Linked DNA regions of Homo sapiens: all the other regions are linked to region 1. The links are chromatin contacts, found by Hi-C or POLR2A ChIA-PET in ENCODE. All regions are on one chromosome and are shown on one strand. The core of a region is the stretch at or near the end of the contact, and the rest is flanking DNA. Distances in the headings are between cores, read along the strand shown.

Region 1 (3,811 bases), core at 86-2,585:
TTGGGCTACACCATAATGGTCTCCTATCAATACTGGCTCTCGCTACGTGTTAACATTAGGGAGTGGAGAGTGTGTTTCCTCACCCAGGGAAACCGTTTAAATGTGGCCACTGATCCTGCCTTCATAGTTTTTAAGAGCTGGCATCAATCCAACTCCGGACGGACTCTAGAAATGTTTCTGGACAACGACTGAACCTATAGTTACAGAAAACCTATGTGCTGGGCGCTCTGAATTTCATTTCAGGTTCTAAAACTAAGGCTCAGAGAGGCTAAGTATATTGCCTATTGTTTCTCAGCTGGTAATAACAGCTACCATTTATTAAACATTTGCTCTATGCCAGGCGCCATATCATACGGACCTGATAATGTCAAGATCTCCCTTCACATCCTCTTCCAATCTGTCAAGAATTGTATGTTAATTTTAATTCCAATAATGCCATGAAATACAAGACAAATGCAGATCAGAAAACTGAGGCTCAGAGAGGTTGAGTGGACAGCCAGGGAGTGACTCAGCCAAGATTCCAGTCTAGGTCCGCTGGACTCCAGGGCCTGAATTCTCTCCAGGGTACTGCCTCTAAAAACGCCCTCAGGTGCATTCTGGTCAGTATGGCCCCAGAGTCCAAGTTCTTTACACGACCCGTCAACATATCACCAAGTTCCTAAGAACGCTCTAGGCTGCTGGTGCAGGCTCTGCAAATACACAGCGGCCTGAAAGCACAGGAAGAAATGAAGAACCGTCTAAGTCCATCAGCCGTGGAATAACCGTTTTACTGGTATGAGGGTCTTTTTGTCTCATTATTATGTGGCAGTGAGTCATTTAGAGGTGACCAAAAGGGAAAGTCCTGCCTCTCGTCCCCTACGAGAAGTGTAGGTAAGAACCGTTTAGGCGAGGAGAAGCACGAAGTGGGAACTGCGAGTCGAGCTCCCCATCCTCACTCCCCACCCGCACCCGCCAGGAGGTCCTGAAGCAAAAAGCACCGAAGGGGTTAAGGGTGGCCGGGGGAGCCCAGCCACCGCCCCTTCCCAGCATCGCCTCCCAGAATCCCGCAGGCCCCCAGCCAGTTCTCGCACCTCGCGAGACTCCACCCAGCCCCTTCCCCGAACAGCGACCCGTCCCCGTTCCTAGCTGAGGTCGGTGCTAGGCGGAGGACGCGAGAGGGAGAGCGGAAGGGGGCCGCCGGGCACGCCGGGAAGTGTGGTCCACGCGCTTCACGCGGCCATATTCTTCCGGAGCGGGGGAGGCCAGAGAGGCCGTTGGGACTACGACTCCCAGGCGCCCTTTCGGTTTGTTTTTGTTCAAAAAAAAAAAACCCCACACTCCCCCTCCTCACTCTTCACACACACTCACACACACCCACGGCAGACACGCACGCACCCGGGCGCCGAAGGGAAAGCCGCGTCTCGCCCTCCCGCCCCGCCGTCGGTCCTGTCTCAGTCCCTCAGCAGAGCGGGAAAGCGGAGGCCGGAGCCGTGACCTCTGACCCCGTGGTTATGCGGAGCCGCCGCATTCCTTAGCGATCGCGGGGCAGCCGCCGCTGCCGCCGTGGGCGACTGACGCAGCGCGGGCGCGTGGAGCCGCCGCCGCCCCTCCCCCACCGCCGCTCTCGCGCCAGCCGGTCCCCGCGTGCCCGCCCCTTCTCCCCGGCCGCACCCGAGACCTCGCGCGCCGCCGCTGCCACGCGCCCCCCCCACCGCCGCCGCCGCCCCAGCCCCGCGCCACCGCCCCAGCCCGCCCAGCCCGGAGGTCCCGCGTGGAGCTGCCGCCGCCGCCGGGGAGAAGGATGAAGGACAAACAGAAGAAGAAGAAGGAGCGCACGTGGGCCGAGGCCGCGCGCCTGGTGAGGCGGACAGCCGAGGGGGGCTCCGTGGGGCCCGGGGTGGGGGGGGCTCGCCGCGCACCCCCCCACTGGGGGGGGAGGGGCAAGGCCCTGCCCACCGCGGGAGGGGGCGGGGCCATCTTCCTTTAAGAACGGGACAGCCCCGCAAGGCGAGGGGTGGGGAGCGCTCCGCCGGGATGGGATGTGGCGCCTTTTTCCGCTCGCCCTCGCGCCCCCCCCGCCCCGCGCAGCTAAATTCCGGCGGAGGGGCGAGCTGGCAGGCCGGCTCCTCCCACTCTGGGCAGCGGGGTCCCGCGTCCCCTCCCCCACTATTTGGCAGCGTCTGGGGGTCTGGGGCAGCTTCGTTCATTCACCCGGGGGAGTTGGGTTTCCGGGAAGGGTCGGAAGCTCCTCCCTCGCTTCCTGGTGGGTAATGGGGTGGTGCCTTTGACTCCGGGGGTGGAAAAGCGACCCCACATTCAAGGACGCCAATGGCATGTTGAGCTTTCCCAATCTAAACCAGGTGCGTGGAGGGAAGCAAGTGCTTACTCCCAGCTTGAACCCTGAGCAGCGGTTCTCTAACTTTAGTGTCCTGTGGGCGACACCTGGGAGGCGGTTAGGAACGCTACTCCTAGGGCCCTTCGTAAGACCTGCTGAGCCTCAGGGTCTGGGATAGAGCCTGGGAATCTGCGCTTTCACCAGCTTCCCAGGTGATTCAAACGCAGTGGCTCACGGACCCCACTTTGAGAAACGCAGACTGGGCTGTTTGCCTTCAGAAGCTGGACTGGAAATTGGTATTTTGAGGAGAACTGAATCCACTTTGCAAAGAATGTATGTTGGACAAAGACAAAGTATCTCTGTTGGGAGACGTTGTTCACTGAGGATTTAGCAAGGGAGAGCGTAACTTGAGTGTTTGAAGCCGTCTCGTTCAACCGATGGGGGTTGTGAATTTTGTGTTCAGAGCGTCAGAGGACTTGCAGGTGAAATAGCTTCCTTTTGGATTACTCCCACAAAGCTCAGACACTTTGAGACATATTCGGGTAATTATCTGCTGATACCAGTAGTAACAGGTTATACTAAGATGTCAGTTCCTAAGATCTGTCACACAGCGAGGTTGTGGTGCGGATAGCATAAGTGTCTCTTGACACTGTAGTTTATATGTAATGGTTGTAATTCAGTTTTAATGATGAGTGAAGCTCAGACTTAATTTTCTCTCTTATTTTGAAGTGAGTTTTCTGCTTCAAAGGTGTTGTGCAAAAAAAAAAAAAATAGACTGTATTGGGGGGGTTGACACAAACCTGAAGTACACCTTTTTCTTTCTCGAAGTCTGTAAAAGTTACAGATTTATAAAAACTGAAGGAATTTGGGCTACAGAATTTTCATTGGTGCTTGCTATCCTCTTCCCTAGTCATTTGTTGCCCAGGGAACAAAAATAGCAATTGTTTGTATGCTGAAGTTTTGTGCTTCAGTTTATTTTGGCCTGGCATGTGAAGTTTGAAGATTTTGAGGTTCCGAAATATTTTTTTTCTGATTGAGTCAAAATTGGAAGCTTGGGCTAGTTTTCAGGATCTTGTAGAAATTTCAGGATTTCTCTAACGGTTCTGCACCTGGAAACAAATATAGGCCTGATGGGGAGTGGGAGAGAGCTCTCGTTCTCCTCCTCGACAATGAGTTTTGTGTGTTCATTGACATTCTCCTTGGCGTTCCTGTTATGCGGGTGTTTATGACCCTGGGCACCCAAGGAAATTTGCTTGCCAGAGTTTTACTTGTTAGAGGTAGGTGAAAGTACTTTTAAGTCTTGTGTTATTTATGTCTTGACAGAATTATGAAATCTGTTTGTCTCAAAGTTCTGTTGGCTCTTACTAGTTGACTTTAGGAATTTGGGGTCCACTGTTAAGTCTCTTTAGATTCTCGAATTTACCGTGGTCTGAACTTCAACATCGAGGTTGCTATTTCTGTTTTATCATTGACTCAACTTCAAGCCAGGTTATCAGG
Region 2 (3,575 bases), core at 904-3,403, 310 kb before region 1:
ATAAGGGGAAATGATGGGAGAAAGAGTGGGGCAGTGGCGATTCTGCAAACACCTGTCATTCTTGGCAAAGCAAGTACTTAACAAAATTCTAATGTAGGACGATAAGGGGACGTGTATGAGGATGTCCACTGTGGCACTATTTACACTAGTGGGAAATTGTGTGCAATCTAGGTGTCCATGACTAGGAGAATGGATAAATAAAATGTGAAGGATGTAAACAGTGACTACACGTACAGCCGCTACCTTTGGCAACATGGCTGGATATTAACAACAGTGATGGGGGTGGCGGGAGGGAATGTACAAAAGTGAATAAGTAACATTAAACATACATTCAGAACATTATCTGTTTTTATAAAAAGCACATACAGACTAGGTGCAATGACTCACACCTATAATCCCAGTACTTTGGGAGGCCAAGGCAGGAGGTTCAGTTGAGCCCCGGAGTTCAAGACTAGCCTGGGCAATACAGCAAGACCCCATCTCTATTTTTTTTTAAGTTGTCTATGCCATACCACACCGAACACATCTGATCTTGTCTGATCTTGGAAGCTAAGCAGGATCAAGCCTGGTTAGTACTTGGATGGGAGACCCCCTCAAAATAGTTAGCACTGTAGGCTAAAGAGAAGGAAAAAAGGCCCATACAGGTACATATACCAAAAACATAAGAGTAGGGTCATTGTCTTTCTCATTCATGGTTCTTCCCCCCTTCCCCACCAGGGGACATTTTACAAATGTCTGGAGACATTTTGTTGTCACAACTAGGGAGGAGGATGCTATAGACAACTAGTGGGTAGAGCCCAGGAATGCTGTTAAACATCCTATCATTCACAGGACAGTCCCCCGCAACAAAGAATTACCTGGCCCAAATGTCAATAGTGCCAAATTTAAGAACCCCTGCATTCCCCAGCCCCCAGGACAGCTTTGCTGAATGAATTATGAATGAATGAATGAAGAAATGACTGTGGTCCTGATCAGCTGGTAGCAACGGGAATAGAGAGACGCGGTAGAATTCTTGTAGTTTTGGAGATTTTGGAGGTGTGTTACACAGCATTTAGGGTGATAGCCCCTGTCTTTTCCAGGAGAGGGTGTGTTCTGCCCTTGCCTGGAGCTGGGCACAATCCCATCCACTTGGGGCCTCAGTCACCCTCCAGCCCGACTCCTCCCCTCCCCCGACCACCTCCCCCAGCTTGGGAGTCCTCTGAGCTGCCAGGAAGCCAGGGTGGTTCCTTCGGGCAGGGAACTTTGCATGGCCATGGTGGTTCCTTCGAGAGAGGAACTTTGCATGGTGTCTGAATGGAGCAGGCCTGCGGAAGAGAAACCGCTGACCACAGACCTGCCTGGAAGTCTCGGGCCGCGGAGTTGGGGAGGGCCGGGCCAGAAGGGAGGGGTCGGAGTGGTGGGGAAAAGAGATCACGATGCTTCCGGGGTAGGGTAAGGCCTTTCCAGGGTGGGTTGGAATCTTTGAAGACTGTGGCAGGAATCCCTTGATAGGTGGGGTTAGGATCTCTGAAGGGCAGGGTTGGAATCTTTGGACCGGCGGTATAGACCCCTGGGTATTAAAACTCTTAGGCGGCGGGAGGTTAGATCGCGCAGGAGCAGGAGCGGTATTGGAACCCTGGGGTTTGTGTTCTAAATCTTAGGGCAGGGTTAGAATCCACTGAAGTGAGAGTTCGGATCCTTCCACTGGGCAGATTAGAATCTTTGGGGGCAAGTTGAGTTTAAAAATCCTTCAGAGGTGGGATTAAAAATCCTTTGGCGGGGCGGGGTTAGTATCTTGGGAGCCTTGGAGCGGGTGCTGGGGTTCTTAGACGGGCGGGTTCGAATCCCTAGGAGTGGGATTTGGGATCCTTTGGAGACTGGGGTAGGACGCTGGGCGGTGGGATGGGGAGGTGTTAGGGAAAGTGGAGCGGAAGGGATGGGGGTTCGCATCCTTGGTGGACGCGTTAGAAGCCTCCTATGGATGGTGCTAATATTTTTTTTCTCTTCGTGGAGGGTTTGGGATCCTTCTTGCAGGAGACGGAGGTTATGACCCTCGGGGAGCCGGTTAGGATCCTGGGGTGGCGTCTGAATCTTCGGGGAGGTGTTAGGACACTTGGGGCGGAGTTAGCCTCGCTCAGGGCGCGGCTAAGGCGCCCAGATGGCCTGCGGGCGCCACCACGTCCCTGGTCCCAGCTCGGGAGCACATCAGAGGCTTAGAGGCGAGTGGGAAGGGACTCAGACAGTGCAGGACGAGAAACGCCCGCGGCACCAAAGCCCCTCAGAGCGTCGCCCCCGCCTCTAGTTCTAGAAAGTCAGTTTCCCGGCACTGGCACCCCGGAACCTCAGGGGCTGCCGAGCTGGGGGGGCGCTCAAGCTGCGAGGATCCGGGCTGCCCGCGAGACGAGGAGCGGGCGCCCAGGTGAGTGCCGCGCACAGGGGACCGGGAATACCCGGCCCGCGAGGGGTCCCAGGAGGCGGAGGGAGCCCAGGAGCCTGGGGAGGGCTGGCTACGGGTGCGGCTGGGGGCAGCGAGGGGAGACGGAACGTCGGGGGAGCCGCGGGTAGCCCGGGGGATGAGGGGTCGACAGCGAGTGGAGGGTGCCCTAGGGAGGGGCGGCACTGTTGCGGACTGCTGGATTCCCGGGGAAGGGGACGCTCGGGCCCGTGCAGTGACTTTATCCACCACTTCTCTGGGCCGTCCAGGTTCCCCTTCTTGGGGGGGGGCGGGGATTTTTTTTTTAATTTAAAAAAGAAAAAGAAGGAAGGGATGGGGCTTCACAGAACCCGGGAAGGGGAAGGCCCTTACGGTTCCCGGTGGGGGCCGGGTCACGCCGGGTTGGCAGCCAGCTTGGGGAAGGGGGTAGTTGGGCGGAGGCGTGACGTGCGAGCCACACCCAGGCCGGCTGCAGCTGGTCGGCTCTCTGCCCCTCCTCCCACAACAGGTCTAGGTCAAACCCCCAAACCTCCTGGCCCCAGACCACACTGCATGCATGCCCTGTCTCTTTCCTCCTTGGACGAATTCTCCGCCTCCGAATTCGTTTCCTCATCTGTAAAACGGGGCTATGAAGTCTTTCTTGCAAGGATGCAGGAAATTGGAGTATGCGAGAGGTGGTGCGTGTGAGAGACAGGCTAGTGGGTAGCGGAGGGGGCTTCTAGGGGCAAACTGCCTGTTGGGGCTGGGGTAGAGGATTTGGCCTTTCTTTGCCTCTGTTTTCACAACTGCAGGATGGGGAGAGTAATAGTACCTCCTTCACAGGGTTGTTTAGAGGATTAATTGGGTACTGAAGGGGCCGGGCAGGGTGGCACACGCCTGTAATCTCAGCTTTTTGGGAGGCCGAGGCAGGTGGATCTCTTGAGGTCTAGAGTTTGAGACCAGCCTGGCCAACATGGTGAAACCCCGTCTCTACTAAAAGTACAAAAATTAGCCGGGCGTAGTAGCACACACCTTTAATCCCAGCTACTCGGGAGGCTGAGGCACGAGAATCACTTGAACCTGGGAGGTGGAGGTTGCGGTGAGCCGAGATCGCGCCACTGCACTCCAGCCTGGGCGACAGAGAGAGACTCTGTCTCAAAAAAAAAAAAAAAAAAAAAAAAGT
Region 3 (3,762 bases), core at 1,258-3,757, 500 kb before region 1:
GAGGCAGCAACTCGTTTCAAATGCATACTCATGACCTCCATCCCAGATCTGCAGAATCAGACTTTCTGGGCAGGAAGCCCAGGAAACCCACATTGTAATGAGTTCCCCCGTGAGGTTCTGATGCAGGTAGTCCAGGGGTCACACTTATTTCTGTAAATATTAGGAGTTCCCACTTACCGACTGCTCATCAGTGCTGGGCCTGGCTAAACACTTTCCTGCAGTGTCTCAATTGGTTCTCACAACAGCTTATGAGGTTGGTAAAAGCCCTGTTTTAATGTTAAGACTGAGCTCAGAGAGGTTAAAGCCCTCTAACAAGGTCACAGAGCTAGTGGGTGGTGGAGCCAGGAGCCAAAATGTGTCTCTCTGCTCCCTAGAGCCCGGGAGCCTAAGCAGTGCCCCACACTGCCTGCCGACAGCTACACCTGTACTTTGTGGATTCTTGGTGGGGGTCTCTGACCCCCTAAAAGTGAATGTAAATTTCATGTCTATGCATTTTTTTGGGGGGGGGGGATTTGCATCTTTCATTAAATTGTCAAAGGAGATGTGGGATATGAAAAAGATCAAGTTGCTCAGATTGCTCCACTCCTTGCTGTATTCATGGAACTGAGGCTCTGAGAGAGAATGCCCCCCACTCCCTGCACCTTTGCACAGCACTGGCACAAAGCTGGGCACCCAGCCAGCATTGACCAGAGACTGGAAGCATTGTTCCTGATGTGTACCTGCTGGGAGGGCTTTCTTCCTGCTCCTCCTTTCCTCTAGCTCCCATATTCCAGTAGCCACCTGGCTCTTGAAGCATCTTGAAGGATTGATCTGGAATATCAGATCAGTCCTATAGATGATGGGGGCCATGGAGGCTTTTTTTATTTTTCTTTTTTCAAACAGGGTCTCGCTCTGTCACCCAGGCTGGAGTGCAGTAGCGCAATCTTGGCTCACTACAGCCTCCGCCTCCATGGAGGCTTTTAAATAGGGGAAGACACCATCAGAGGTAGAAGGTGTTTTAAATGGGGCGTCTGGCAGCACCATTAACCAGCCTGGAGGACTGCGGGCTCCCTGCACTCTGGTGAGTCCAGCCACTTTGCTCTTCACATGAACTGTGAAGGGAAAGACCCTAACTCATGATGGTAGGTAGTTAGGAAGCAGCTCCTTCTGTTTTTGGAGGTTACTGGCAAGGAGGTTACTAACTCATGGCCTTAATGTTCTGTCTGCCTGGAATGCTTCCCCCAGATAACCAAACGGTCCACTCCCTCACCACCTGACATATTTTTTATTTGCTGTCTTCCCGACCAGAATGTCAGCAACATGAAGGCAGAGGTTTTGCTCATTGCTGTATACCCAGGGCCGAGCACAATGGCTGGCACACAGTAGGTACTCAATGGACATTTGTTGAATGAATGAGGAGTAGGAAGTTGGGGTGGCAGCTGAAGGTTATTTTGTCCATCCTCCAACTCCAGTGCTGGAATCGGTGCCTCCCCGACAGCCCTGAGCACAGTGATTTGTGCATATTAAGAACCCCATACGAGTGGCTTATTGGGTTATAGCTATTTTCGATCCCTCTCAACTTTGGGTTAACTTTAGTTTTGGAAGTATCAGCTGCAGTGACTTCTACTCATCCTCAGAGCCAGCTACCGCTTTGATGGGCAGCCCTGGCCTTTAAAGTCTTGGCAGGAAGGGTCATTCCCACTAGCTGGGGGTGGAGCCTCCTTGTCAGGAACCTCCCAAACCAGAGGAGCTGCTTCCTAACTACCTACCGTCATGGGACTCAGACTGACTAAGCTAGCGTCCAGCTTTCCCTGCTCTGGCTGTGTGTGCTCCGGCAAGCTGCCTGATCTCTCTGAGCCTCTGTTTCCTCCCTGAGGATTAAGTGAACTCATGCAGTAAAAGGTCAGGATGAGGGAGGCGCTACCTCACCTTCCTAGCTACTATTTGTGCACAGGGAAGGGAAGGGAGTCGGGGAGGGGAGGGGCCCCTCATGGTGGAGGAGAGGGGTTCAAAAGGTGGAAGGGGGTTCCGAGAGAAGGAGGGACTTGGGCCTTGTCAGGCGGGACACCGTGGCTTTGGGGGAGGGGAGATGTTAGAGAAGGAGGTGGGGTCCCAGGAGGCAACTCCGCAGACTGCAGTTGCGGGAGGGTGGTGGGCTCCTCAGGCCCCCAGGGGATGCAGGCTCCCTCGCATCCCCTTTTCTGCAGGCTGCTGGCCCCTGGCAGTCCTGCTGGCTCCTGGCAGAATCCTGCTGCCCCGCCTTTGTTGAATGACTGGGAGGCACTCGGACAGGCAGCTTCTTCTGTGTCTCTTTAATACCCTCCAGGCCCGTCAAACCCTCCACTCTCCCTCCCTCCCCTCCCGCCGCCTTTAAGGGTGGGCCCCCTCCCCCAGCCCAAGGACTAAGGCACCAGGTGGCTGCAGCAGGCCGGCCCGGACACAGAGACGCACAGGTTGGGGACGCTGACTGCAGACGCGGACGAGCAGGGCGGGCGCGGGAGGCAGGGTTCAGGCCGCCGCGGGGCTCCCCCAGCCTCTGGGCCCGTCCTGGGGGGCGTGGAAGGCGCAGACAGCCCCCGAAGGGAGCCAGTCGGAAGTGGGGAGCCACGGCTGGACTGCATCCTCACTTGCCGCCCTTGCGGGACAGACACCGGGGGAGGCAAGAGAAAGTCTGCTTGACGCGCGCCAGCAGCGGCAGCGGCCGGTGGGCTTCCCGGGGCGTGCGCGGCACCAGGCGCTGCACGGTTCCCTCGGAGGCTGCTGAGTGCGGCCCGGCGGAGGAGGCCGAGGTCGCGGAGCCCTGCCGGCAGCGCTTGCACAGCGGCAGCAGCGCGCGCAACTCCTCCTCGTCGCGGAAGGGGCTCTCGCCGAAGCGCTCCTCCAGCTGCCGGCGAAGCTGGGGTGGGCGGGTGAGGTGGGCGGGGTCAAGGCCGGCGCGGGGCGGGGTCAAGGCAGCCGGCCCCGCCCCCACCCTCCCGACCTTCGCCCTTCTCCGAGCGTCCCACACCTCGCTGAGCCCCTCCCTTCCTGAGCGTCTTCTTTGCCTCCCTTCTCCGGGGTTTCCATCCCCTCACTGAGTCCCTCTTCCCTTCTAGGAGGCCCCTCCCTCTCCCTGACCCCTCTTCCCCCTTTGACACGCCAGCTTCCAGACCTGCTAAAGTGACCCCCAGGCGCCCAGCGGGGATCACTCCTCCCGCTTTGCACTTCTGGGTAACTCCTCCCACTTTGCACCTCTGTGCTCACAACCCCATTCCCACAGATTTCTTCCTTGCCCGACTCTTTCCCAACGCCGTGCTGCAGATGAGCCTCTGGGTACCGCCCTCAACCTGCTGAGAGCCCTCCCCCTCTCATCCTTTGTTCCCAGGGAGGCTTAGTTCCTGACATTTCTACGTAGCATCTGCCCGAGAGGTATAAGAGGGAAACTGCTGTGGTCTCATCAAGGACACAGGGATGGAGTAGGACATGGACAATTCTCCCCGATGGGGTCAAACACTCAAATCCTTCAGGTTCCAGCCAGGTAGGGCAGGCAGTGGGGAGGGCTGGAAGACCTGGTCAAATGGAAGGGCCCGCACTGATCTAAAGGCATTCAAATTCTAAATTGAAAAAGAAAACACCTGGCTGTCTAACAAAATACACCTAGGAGGTGGATTAGCTCAAAGGCCATGAGTTTGAGACCCTAGAAAAATCCGGGTCTGAGGCACAGGCTAAAAATGTTCCAATCAGTGATCAGTTCGAGTGGGAAGAAGGATCTCCCACCCCTGGCCCAACCCAGCCCTTGACCCC
Region 4 (3,797 bases), core at 157-2,656, 320 kb before region 1:
GCCAGAGACTCACATAGGAGATCCAAAATGTGTTTGTAAAACCTTGCAAAGGCTTCCATGGCCAGACACATTGTACACACCATAAAATAGGCACTGTTAGCAATTTTCAAAAAAATGTTATTAGGACTCCAGGTCCAAAGAGTTCCATAATTCATACTTGGTTTGTGGTAAATGATCATCCCATCATCACTGGTCCATGTAGGGCCCTTCTGATGTTTTATTTTACCCTCTCCTGATCCACATGTTCCCCACACTCCTTTTCCCTCTTTACTATGAGCGCCTAACCCTATGTGCTGATATATGTCCCTGGACCTAAACTACACAGTGCTTTGTGTGTGTGTTTGTATAAATGATATTACATAAGAATTTCACTCTATTCCTTCTCTCACTCTGTAATGTTTTTCTATTTAAAAAGAAAACTAAGAAAATTTTTAGAGACAGGTTTTTGCTCTGTCACCCAGGCTGGACTGCAATGGTGCAGTGACAGCTCACTGCAAGAACTCCTGGGCTTAAGTGATCCTCCTGCCTCGCCCTCCCAAAGTGCTGGGATTAAAGGCATGAACCACCAAGCCCAGCCACCCTATAATGTTTTAAATACCTACATATGTGCTGTTGAAAAATCTCACTGTTGCATCCAACTGCTGCAAAATATTTCGAGTTGAGCATCCGCTGTTTTCTTTATCCATCTCCCCAGAGATGAACACCCAGGTTGCTTCCAACTCCCTCTTACCACAAACAACACTGTGATTGATGAACATTTTTGTACATGAAACTTATGGGCCTATGTGAGCATTTCTTTGGGCTCTAAATCCAAGAGTGGAATTACTAGATCACAGGGCAGGTTTTGAATTTCATTAACTTCTTCCAGAATGGCTTTCACCAACGGTGAGTGAAGGATGCTGTTTCCCGACATCTTCATCAGATTTTTCATCATCTGATTTTGTAACTTTGCATTCAGTGTGGGTGTAAGGTGGCAAGTTGTTTTAATTTGCATTTCTCTGTTAATCCTGAAATTTATAACTTCCTTCTATACTAGTCAGCCATTTGAGCTTTCCTTTCTGTGACTTCCTTGTTCATATCTTTTGTTCATTTCCTACTGGGCTTCCTGTCTTTTTCTCATTGATTTGCAAGAGTAGTTTATAAATTTTAGATATTAATCCCTTTTGGATGTTGATGTTCCAGGTATATTCACCTAATATATTTGCCTTCTGTCAAGTTTATCTGTGACAGTACTCAAACTTCAGCAGGCATCAGAATGTCCTGGAAGGCTTGCTAAAACACAGATGTCTGAGCCCCACTCCTAGAGATTCTCCATAAGAGAAGGGGAAGGGCCTGAAAATTTGCTTTTTCTTTTTTGGGGGGACAGAGTCTTGCTCTGTCACCCAGGCTGGTGTGCAGTGACGCAATCTCAGCTCACTGCAACCTCTGTGCCTCAGCCTGCTGAGTAGCTGGGATTACAGGCATGCGCCACCATGCCTGTCTAATTTTTGTATTTTTAGTAGAGATTGGGTTTCACCATGTTGGCCAGGCTGGTCTCAAACTCCTGACCTCAGGTATCTGCCCTCCTCGGCCATCCAAAGTGCTGGGATTACAGGCATGAGCCATCGTGCCTGGCCAATAATTTGCATTTCTAACAAGTACCCAGGTGATGCTGATGGTCCAGGGACCGCTCTGAGAACAACTGATTTGTGATGGCTTCCATTGGGCAAACTTGTTCTATTGAGCAAATTCCTTAATTTTGAGGTTGTCGATTTTATTTATTTTCATTTTCTGGATGAAGGAACTGGAGTTCAAGAGGTGAAGTGAATACCCCAAGGTCACACAGTGAGCTGGGCTTTGGACTCATGTCTGGCTAACCCAGAGCCCATGTCCCTAGCCTCTCTACTGTCCTGTCTCTGAGACTTTGGGATGTAGTGGCCGTAGCCTGAGGCATTCCGACCTGAGGCTACAGGGAGCCTTAGTAAGTTCCTGAGCAAGGCAGCCGGAGAGGGAACAGTTGGTTGGGTAGGGACAGGGGCCAAAGATATAGGAGTCTCTCTTAAAGGCCTTGGGGCTTTCCAAGAAAAGCTCAAAAACTGCCGAAAATCCTAGCCACAGCACAGTGACAGGGCTGCTGAGAGGCACTGGGACAGACAGTTCTTACCCCACAGCTCCAGGGATGGGGTAATTTCCCTCACACCCCAAGGAAGTCCCCACCCGCTCCGGAACTACCCTCTTACCAAAGCCATGTAACCCCTTAGTTCCTGGGGTCCAAAGGGCACTGTCTGGGGCAACCCAGGCACTGAGTCTGGAGACTCTGGCCACACTTCCTCCTGTAGCATCCAGAGACCCTGCCAGGAATTGCTTCCCTTGTTGGTTCAGTTCCTGACATCACAAGAGGGGAAAACCCCCTAGGGGTGGGATAGCTGGTTCCCAAGGACTTCTAGGGGTAGTGCAAGTATGGAACTTCCCCACCAGCTGGATCCCCTGGGGACGGTCTTGGCCCAAACGTGAGTGGTAAAATTGTCTCCAGCTGCCGTAGATGGACGCCTCTCCCAAGGTGGGGCCCTGAAACTTCCTACCCACTCCCCACTTCCACTGGCAGCTCCCAGCAGTCCTTCCCAACTATGTGCTCAGGAGCAGGAGTCCTGGGGCCACTGTCATTCAGCCGCCAAGCATTTAGAGGGCACTTGCTCTGTGCCAGGCATTGCACAAGACACTAGAGGGAGATACAGCACAGTCTGCCCACTGAGGGGCACACTGATGGGGAAAACAGTTCCCAGATAATCATAGCACAAAGTTCTCAATTGTAAAGTCAAAGAGTGAGACACCAGCTCTTTCTGGGGAAGCTGGAAAAGGTTTCACAGGGGAGGTGAGCCATGAGCGAGAGCTTGAAGGACAAGGTTTTTGGTGGGTGAACAATAGAAGAGAGAGCCCTCCAGATGGGGACCCAGCACAAGCAAAGGCAGGGGAGCTTGAAGGAGCATGGCGTGCTCTAGGACTGGCAACCGGTTAGCACTCGTGCAGCACTTAGGCTCCCTGGCCAGAGGGTCGGAGGGTTTTTAATCCGAGCTCTGCCATCTGCTTGTTCGGTGACCTTGGGAAAGCCCCTAAAATGTCCCTGGGTCTTGGTTTCCTCATCTGTAAAGTGGGGTTGATAATAGCCTCACCCTCGTAGATCCCATAGATTGTCATGAGTCTTAAGATATTTCACGTAAAAGTATATGTAGAAAGTGCTCAATTAGTGACCATTGTGATAGCTGGAGGAACACGGAGTGTGTGAGGTGGGGGACGAGGTGGGTGGGTAGGAGTTGCAGGAGAGGAAACCAGAGAAGTGGATAGATTAGAAGCCCTTGAAGGGCAGGCTAGGAAGCATAGGCAATGGGAGGCTATCTAATGTTTGTTGTTGTTATTGTTGTTTTTGTTATCGTTGTTTGAGGCGGGTTCTCACTCTGTCACCCAGCTGGAGTGCAGTGGAACAATCAAAGCTCACTGCAGCCTCCAGCTCCTGGGCTCAAGCCATTCTCAGCCTTCAAAGTAGCAGAATTACAGGTGTGCGCCACCAGGCCTGGCTATTTCTAAATTTTTTTTGTAGAGACGTGCTCTCTTTATGTTGCCCAGGATGGTCTTGAACTCCTGAGCTCAAGGGATCCACCCGCCTGAGCCTCCCAAAGTGCTGAGATTACAGGCGTGAACAAAGGTGCCCCACCTGGGAACAAGCCAGGGGACCTGCATTTTCTTGAAGCGAATCAAGCTGCTGGAGAGGAGGATCAATAGGAAAACAGAGGAGCGTCTGGAAGCAGGGAAGTGGGGAGGAG
Region 5 (3,688 bases), core at 518-3,017, 390 kb after region 1:
TATACTGTATTTGTACTGTACCTTTTCTATTTAGATTTGTCTAAACACACAAATATTTACCATTATAGTCCAGTTGCCTATGGTATTCAGTACAGTCACATGCTGTATAGGTTTGTAGCCTAGGAGCAATGCGCTATACCATATATCCTAGGGTGCAGTAGGTTTGTGTAAATAAACTCTAGGATGCTTGCATAAGATAAACTCAGGGCTGGGCACAGTGGCTCACGCCTGTAATCCCAACACTCTGGGAGGCTGAGGTGGGCAGATCACCTGAGGTCAGGTGTTCAAGACCAGCCTGGCCAACATGGTCAAACCCCATCTCTACTAAAAATACAAAAATTAGCTGGGCATGGTGGCGTGTGCCTGTAGTCCCAGTTACTCGGGAGACTGAGACAGAGAACTGGTTGAACCTGGGAGGCGGAGGTTGCAGTGACCCGAGATCGCGCCACTGCACTCCAGCCTGGGTGACAGAATGAGACTACGTCTCAAAAAAAAAAAATTAATTTCCATTTCTATTTAATTTTTAAATGTGGCTACTACAAAATGCAAAGTTAGAAATGTGGCTTGCAAATTTTTCTATTGCATAGCTCAAGCTTAGAACCTTCCTGTCGTTACAAGTTCTAAGTTTGGTTTTTATCTCGCAAGCAGCACTACTGTGTGGGAAGTTGTGGGGGGTATGGAGATGAAAGAAGAGGGGCGCTACCTCCTGGGAAGTGACAACCTAGCGGGGGAAATAGATGTATCTTCCCAGTGGGGGTGAGAAGTGTCATTCTCACCTATTTCAGCAGCCTTGGTGGTATGAAAAGGCATCCCAACCAGCACAGAAGCAGGATGCCTCCAAGACTGCCTTGGTTGGCACCTGCAGCCTGAAGGGGGAGAAAAAGGCTTTGCTAGCTCCCCTACCATCGAGGATGAAGACCCCCACTGTACACAGTGTATAAGGTTTCTTTCCATGTGAATCCCAGTGACTCTCCTTAACTGGGTGGAGGTGGAAGGTGTCATCAGCCTTGTCCCAGATCGAGCCCCTCAGGCCCACAGAGCCCCAGTGGGGCCTGGCTATTACTGACACTCATGTCACACTGAGATGTAAGACGGCAGCCCAGGCCAAGCTTCCCCGGGCCCCCTCAGATTCTCGGGCCCTCCCACTCCCCTCAGGCTTCCTCGGCCTCCCTGCCAAACATCTATCTCCCTTTGGACCCCACTGCTCCCCAAAACTCCCCACGCCCTTAGTCTGTTCCTTCAGTTCCCCAAACTCCTTCAGCCTCATCTAGACTCCCCTCCGTCCCTCTTCTAGGACCCCAAAAGCTCTCCTCGGCCCCAGGACCCCGCAGAGGTCCCGTAGTCCCATCTCTGAGACCCCACAAAGCCTTTCGGACCCCTCAGGTGGCCCTTAGGCCTCCGGAGATCCCTTGGCTCCCCACACTCTCCTCAGACCCCAGCTCACCTTAGCCTCGCCCCGAACCCACCTCACACACCCCAAACGCCCACAAGACGCCGCTCTGTCTAGTCTCTCCCAACTCCCGCGCACCCCCGGACGTCCCCCCCACCCCAGGCCCGGATCCTGGAATCACCTGGGCCCCGCGCCCCACGCCCCGCCGCCGGGCCCACCTGCGCGCCCAGCTGGTTCAGCTGCTGCATGTCGCCGCCCACGGCCTCCGGCACCGGGTCCTCAGTGCAGTGCAGGCGGCCCATGGCGCGCGCCCCAGCCCCGCAGGTTCCACCGCCGCCGCCGCCCTGCTCAGCTTCCTCCTCCGCTGCCGCTGCCACCGCTGCCGGCCTCTCCGCGCATCCACAACCGCACTTTCGCCACGGCCGTCGCAGCGCACTCCTCCCCCGGCCGCCCTGGGCTGTCCGGAGCCGGGGAGCCCTCGCAGGGCCGCGGACACGCGCGGCCGCCGGGCTCCGGGGAGGGGCAGGGGCGGCGCCGGCACCGGCAGACGCGAGGTTTCCTGCCAGCTCTCCCGCTGAGTGACCTTTGGGTACGGCGCTTGGCCTCTCTGAACCTCAGTTTCACCATCTGAGAAAATGATGGCTGGGGTAGCTCCTTAAATGAGTTAAGCCTCCAGAAATGTTTAACGCAGAGACCGGCACACAAGAGGTCTTCAATCAATGGCTAGCTGCTATTATCATCATCACTGTTACTATGCACTCCAGAGATATTTATGGCAGCCTACTCGATGCCAGACACTGGGGACAGGGAAGGGAACAAAGCAGGCCAGAGTGTCTCTCGGAGAGCTGACATCAGAGTAGAGACTAGGTCTCAACCTTGGAAGGGCATCAGCATCACCCCAGCATCACCTGGTATTGCCGGGCCCCGCCCCCAGAGGATCTGATTCGAAAGGCCAGGGTGGAGCCTGAGAATTTGCATTTCCAATAAGCACCCAGGGACTACACTTTGAGACCTTCTGGAGTGGAAGAAACTGACTTACCAAAGTTTCCTCAAAATAGTGCGAGGGCTTTGACTGTGCGGGGCAGGGAGGGTGGTGGTGAGGTGGGTGAGGGGAGGTTACTGAGACCGTGATCATCACTGCAGCCCCTCAAACACTCTAACCCCCATGCCCTCTCTTCCCAGGGGCTCCTCACAGTTCCCAGGTGAATATTACCCTAATCCCCACTGGAAACATGAGAAAATAGAGACATGCTACCCAGAATCTAGGAACTGAACGCCAAGCCTAAGGGCTTCACCTAGCCCCTAAGTCCAGCCTTGAGGGTAAAGAGGTAATGCCGAGAAACCTGGAGCAGGGAAATGTGGGGGGTTTGGCTGGCCTTCCTCACCAGCCCTCCTCCTCTCCTCTACCCTTTCCTGAAAATCCCTTCTGTAAAAGTATAAACAAAATGTCTTCTACCCGGCCCGGCGCGGTGGCTCACTCCTGTAATCCCAGCACTTTGGGAGGCTGAGGCGGGCGGATCACTTGAGGTCAGGAGTTTGAGACCAGCCTCAACATGGAGAAACTCCGTCTCTACTAAAAATACAAAATTAGCCGGGCGTAGTGGTGCATGTCTGTAATCTCAGCTACTCGGGAGGCTGAGGCAGGAGAATTCCCTGAACCCGGGAGGCATAGGTTGCGGTAAGCCGAGATCGCGCCATTGCACTCCAGCCTGGGCAACAAGAGCGAAACTCCGTCTCAAAGAAAAAACAAAAAAGTCTTCTACCCAAAGGCCAAGCCCATCCCCTTCAGTCATTATATCATTCATACATTCATTCAACAAATATTGAGTGGCACATGCCTGTGGTCCCAGCTACTCGGAGGCTGAGGCAAGAGGATCACTTGAGATCTTGAGATCGAGACTGCAGTGAACCCAGATGGCGCCACTGCACTCCAGCCTGGGCGACAGAGCAAGACCACATCTCCATAAAAAAAAAAGAAGGTCTGCTGTGAGGCAGATACCATGACATGATAGGGGGTGGGGATTCCACAGTGACACAACCAGATGAACCAGATGCAGTGCCTGGCCTCTGAGAAGTCAGAATTGACCCAGGGGGCAGACGCAAGTGTGTGTGAAAGTATTAAGGGATGCCAAAAAGTAGGAGGTGCTTTGAGAATGTGTACAGGACACAGTCCGAGTTTGGAGTACCTGGAAGAGAATAAACCTTCGGGTGACAAACAGACAGGAACTCAGAGGCCCTACTCACCGTGCAAGAATTTTTTTTTTTTTTTTTTTTGAGACAGATTCTGGCTCTGTCACC
Region 6 (3,546 bases), core at 1,005-3,504, 320 kb after region 1:
AAATTAGCCGGGCGTGGTGGCGCACACCTATAATCCCAGCTACTCGGGAGGCTGAGGCAGGAGAATTGCTTGAACCCAGGAGTTGGAGGTTAAGGTGAGCCGAGATCGTGCCATTGCACTCCAGCCTGGGCAACAAGAGTGAAACTCTGTCTCCAAAAAAAAAAAAAAAAAAAAAAAATAGTAGAATGGGGGTTGGGTTGCCAGGGGCTGAGGGGGAGTGGGGAACAGAGAGTTGCTGTTCAATGGGTATAGAGTTTCAGTCACACAGATAAAAATGTCCGGAGGTCTTCTGCACAACATTGTGGTTATAGTTAACAATACTGTAGCGTGCACTTAAAAATTTAAGAGGAGCCGGGGCAGTGGCTCACGCCTGTAATCCCAGCACTCCGGGAGGCCAAGGCAGGCGGATCACAAGGTCAGGAGTTCGAGACCAGCCTGACCAACACAGTGAAACCCCATCTCTACTAATAATACAAAAAATTAGCTGGGCATGGTGGTGGGCGCCCAGTAGCTATTACAGTAGCTAGCTGTAATCCTAGCTACTTGGGAGGCTGAGGCAGGAGAATCGCTTGAACCCAGGAGATGGAGGTTGCAGTGAGCCGAGATCCCACCACTGCACACCAGCCCAGGTGACAATGCAAGACTCTGTCTCAAAAAAATAAAATAAAATAAAATAAATACACACACATAAAATATATTACATATATATTATACATACATACATACATACATATGTATTAGCTGGGTGTGGTGGCGCATGCCTGTAGTCCTAGCTACTCAAGAGGCTGAGGCAGGAGGACTGCTTGAGCCTAGAAGGTCAAGGTTACAATGAGCTATGATTGCATCATTACACTTCAGTCTGGGTGACAGAGCAAGACAATATCTCCAAAAAAAAAAAAATACTTCTTCAATTTAAATAGCTTTAGTTTTGTGGGAAAAACCAAGAACCACAGTGTGCCTGTCTCTATTTCTTGCTCTTGTTCCCTTTTATTCCCTCCTGAATTTCTCACCACACCAGGCCTTTTTGTTCTGGGACTCTTCCTCCTCTACCCTCCCCACTCCCTCCCCTGCCTCCCCCAAGCTCACAGCATTTCACACAGTTCCAGAAAAGTGCTTCTCTCCCTGACTGCCACCTGGCCCTGCTGTCTTCCCACAGGGCTGTGGGCTCCGGCAGCAGAGACCTTTTCCTACTCCCTGTGCCCCTGCATCTAAACAGACCCAGCATAGGAGAGGGGCCTGGTGAAGATGGCTGGTAGGAAGGCACTAGACTCGGGCTTTGAGAGCCAGAAGGCCTCAGGGAGTGAAGAATATGGGACTGGCAGGATCTAGGGGCTGAAATGAGTGGCCATAAAAGAAGCCCCCTCAAGACCCAAGACTCCTTGGTAGTAAGGGCTGGGCATCTCTCTGTGTCCCACCTCACACCCTGGGGCGGGTGAGGAGAGGAAGTGGAGGGGTTGCAGGGTTGGGGGAACAAGCGACAAGCCCGCCCTCCTGAGGAGCCCCAGGGCTGGTACAAACGGCAGGAAGAGGCTGAGCTGGGCCCCTGGAGCCACAGAGGCAGGAGGGAGTGAAGAGGCCCTGTGGCTGCCATGGGGGACAGTCCAGCAGCCTCCTCCTGCTCCCCTCAAGACTGGCCGGAGGTGTCTCAGCCCCCGTAGCCAACCACAGAGAGAGCACAGGGCGGAAGTGGCTGGCGCCTCAGCCATAGCTGCCGGAGATGGGCTCAACGGCCACACGGTCCCCACATTCGGGGAGCCTCACCGCAGCCCCGTGGGCACAGAGACCCAGGTGGAGCTCCAAGGGACACATGAGGCACAGGGAGTCTAGGGCAGCAGCTTCAAAACCACACACTGGTCTTTCTGCTGGCTTTTTTGGTCACCATCCCCTGCTTAAAACCCCAGGGTCACCCCACACTTTCAGCACAGACAGGCTGCATTCCACCCACCTGCAGGCTCCTCTGCCCGGCATTCATCTGTGCCACCTGCCCCGGCCATTTGGCTCCGACTGCAATGACACGTTTGTCTGGGAGATTCTTCAAGGGCACATAAAACATATCTGCCTTTGCTCACTGTGATGTCTCCGACGCAAAGCAGAGAGCCCGCCAGCGTAGCCACTCAGAGCTGAGTGGTGGTGGAATGAGTGAAAAGGCTGCAGCTGGAAGGGCTGGGAGGCGGGGGGCAGAGTGGGGGCAGCCAAGGGTTTTGGGGATCACACAGGCTTGGGAAGAAAAGTCAGCTCAGACCCACTGGCTATGTGACCTGGCCCTGCAGGTCCAACTGTCAATGGGTCTAACCCCGCCCACCTCAATGATCTGTGAGAGCTGAGCGGGGGAGACACTGTTCAGAAAAGACTGGGTCCCTGAAACTGTTGTTGTCGTTTAATCCAGCCATTTTTTTTAAGTTTGTTTAAGAGACAGGGGTCTCCCTATATTTCCCAGGCTAGTCTTGAACTCCTGAGCTCAAGCAATCCTCCCACCCTGGCCTCCCAAAGTGCTGGGATTACAGGCGTGAGCCACCGTGAGCTTGGCCCCAGCTCTTTCATTTATGGACAGGACATTTCAGGAGAGGGATCCATCCAGTCTCATCTTGGTGTTTAATATTTAAATGCACCAAAAATGGGGTGCCAATTGGTGCCAACTTTTTGGAAAGAGACTTTGATGTAATCTGCCTAAAAGTAAAATGCTCATGTTCAGCAACTCAGCCCTTCAGCTTCTAGGAATTTTGTTCTGCAGGGAAAAAAAAATGCTGTATTTGTATTATTAATATTGTTACTGGGTGGCAGGGGGAGGAAAGTATTCAGTGTTTTCAGAACCACCCACCAGGAGGCGCTTTTGCATCAGGGGCCCAATCAGGTTAGCCCAGAGCACCTGGATTTAAGTAGCAAAAACAAATGACAATCTCTAGCCCAATGTCTCAAGAACATTCCAGTCTTTTACTTCATCTCACCCTCGAAACTTCCTTTTTTTTTTTTTAGACAGAGTCTCACTCTGTCACCACGGCTGGAGTGCAGTGGTGCAATCACAGCTCACTGCAGCGTCGACCTCCCAGACTCAAGCAATCCTCCCACCTCAGCTTCCTAGGTAGCTGGGACTAGGTGCACATCACCATGCCTAGCTAATTTTTGTATTATTATTTTTTTTTTTGTAGAGATAGGGATCTTGCCATTTTGCCTAGGCTGGTCTTGAACTCCTGGGCTCAAGCAATCCTCCTGCCTCGGGCCTCCCAGTTCTGGGATTACAGGAGTGAGCCACTGCGCCTGGCCATGACCAAAACTTTTATTAGAGACAGTATCTACTTGCTTGGTGCCCTCTCTGCCCTTCCTCCTAAAGAATCCCCCTTCAAAAGGAAAAAAAGGCCATTCAAATTTGAGAGAGACTCAGGGGTCCAGAGTAAACTAAGTTAAATGAAATCAAACCTGGACCGTGGGCTTCAAGTGTGTTATTAACCCCCTCCCTCCTGTCCTGCTGCATCCTTGGCTCTGCCCTTTCACTTACGTCCACGTCTCTAAACCCAGCCGTTCTTCCTTCTCCCTTGGGTCTCTGTGTCT

What was found. A loop is a pair of places that touch in the nucleus more often than their neighbours do. ChIA-PET counts read pairs that join two places held with the same protein, here RNA polymerase II (POLR2A). Pooled maps may share reads with other maps.
Region 2: a pooled map shows a loop between it and region 1 (4-fold over the local background). The contact joins the promoter of HCK here to the promoter of ASXL1 in region 1. A Hi-C loop is called at or near these places in 1 of 37 single-sample maps with no recorded cell type and 2 of 50 pooled maps. POLR2A ChIA-PET finds 5 or more read pairs at or near these places in 3 of 52 experiments (AG04449, GM12878 and activated B cell).
Region 3: a loop to region 1 is called in a pooled map, with 3 times the contacts of the local background. The contact joins the enhancer-like site here to the promoter of ASXL1 in region 1. A Hi-C loop is called at or near these places in 1 of 168 maps with a recorded cell type or tissue (CD4-positive, alpha-beta T cell) and 4 of 50 pooled maps. POLR2A ChIA-PET finds 5 or more read pairs at or near these places in 1 of 52 experiments (A673).
Region 4: a pooled map shows a loop between it and region 1 (2.3-fold over the local background). The contact joins the enhancer-like site here to the promoter of ASXL1 in region 1. A Hi-C loop is called at or near these places in 2 of 50 pooled maps. POLR2A ChIA-PET finds 5 or more read pairs at or near these places in 2 of 52 experiments (H1 and activated B cell).
Region 5: a loop to region 1 is called in a pooled map, with 6 times the contacts of the local background. The contact joins the promoter of COMMD7 here to the promoter of ASXL1 in region 1. A Hi-C loop is called at or near these places in 1 of 37 single-sample maps with no recorded cell type and 13 of 50 pooled maps. POLR2A ChIA-PET finds 5 or more read pairs at or near these places in 3 of 52 experiments (MCF 10A, activated CD4-positive, alpha-beta memory T cell and activated CD8-positive, alpha-beta T cell).
Region 6: a map with no recorded cell type shows a loop between it and region 1 (8-fold over the local background). The contact joins the promoter of C20orf203 here to the promoter of ASXL1 in region 1. A Hi-C loop is called at or near these places in 10 of 37 single-sample maps with no recorded cell type and 5 of 50 pooled maps. POLR2A ChIA-PET finds 5 or more read pairs at or near these places in 2 of 52 experiments (HepG2 and Panc1).

The regions. Positions count from the first base shown.
Region 1 is chr20:32,356,996-32,360,806 of GRCh38, forward strand. ASXL1 (ASXL transcriptional regulator 1) reads left to right here and starts at 1,336. Exons shown (of 13, transcript NM_015338.6): 1 at 1,336-1,837. The coding sequence starts at 1,781. RefSeq lists silencers at 1,586-1,635, 1,876-2,035.
Region 2 is chr20:32,050,089-32,053,663 of GRCh38, forward strand. HCK (HCK proto-oncogene, Src family tyrosine kinase) reads left to right here and starts at 2,154. Exons shown (of 13, transcript NM_002110.5): 1 at 2,154-2,398. The coding sequence starts at 2,337. It also overlaps the pseudogene RNA5SP482. RefSeq lists a silencer at 2,514-2,573.
Region 3 is chr20:31,858,801-31,862,562 of GRCh38, forward strand. DUSP15 (dual specificity phosphatase 15) reads right to left here. Exons shown (of 7, transcript NM_080611.5): 7 at 2,277-2,875. The coding sequence ends at 2,603. Among named protein-coding and RNA genes, the nearest start is that of DUSP15, 9.8 kb to the right of the region's middle. RefSeq lists a silencer at 2,574-2,773. Within about 2 kb of position 2,508, at least 3 of the 41 ENCODE cell types and tissues checked have a DNase peak (open chromatin) inside an H3K27ac peak, as active enhancers do.
Region 4 is chr20:32,032,530-32,036,326 of GRCh38, forward strand. No RefSeq gene overlaps it. Among named protein-coding and RNA genes, the nearest start is that of HCK, 18 kb to the right of the region's middle. RefSeq lists an enhancer at 2,624-2,803. Within about 2 kb of position 1,407, at least 5 of the 41 ENCODE cell types and tissues checked have a DNase peak (open chromatin) inside an H3K27ac peak, as active enhancers do.
Region 5 is chr20:32,741,700-32,745,387 of GRCh38, forward strand. COMMD7 (COMM domain containing 7) reads right to left here and starts at 1,768. Exons shown (of 9, transcript NM_053041.3): 1 at 1,609-1,768. The coding sequence starts at 1,692. RefSeq lists silencers at 385-559, 1,544-1,613, 1,794-2,023 and enhancers at 604-1,431, 2,319-3,263.
Region 6 is chr20:32,671,687-32,675,232 of GRCh38, forward strand. It overlaps C20orf203 (chromosome 20 open reading frame 203), which reads right to left and starts at 2,255. Exons shown (of 6, transcript NM_182584.4): 1 at 1,946-2,255. RefSeq lists enhancers at 503-1,002, 2,953-3,022.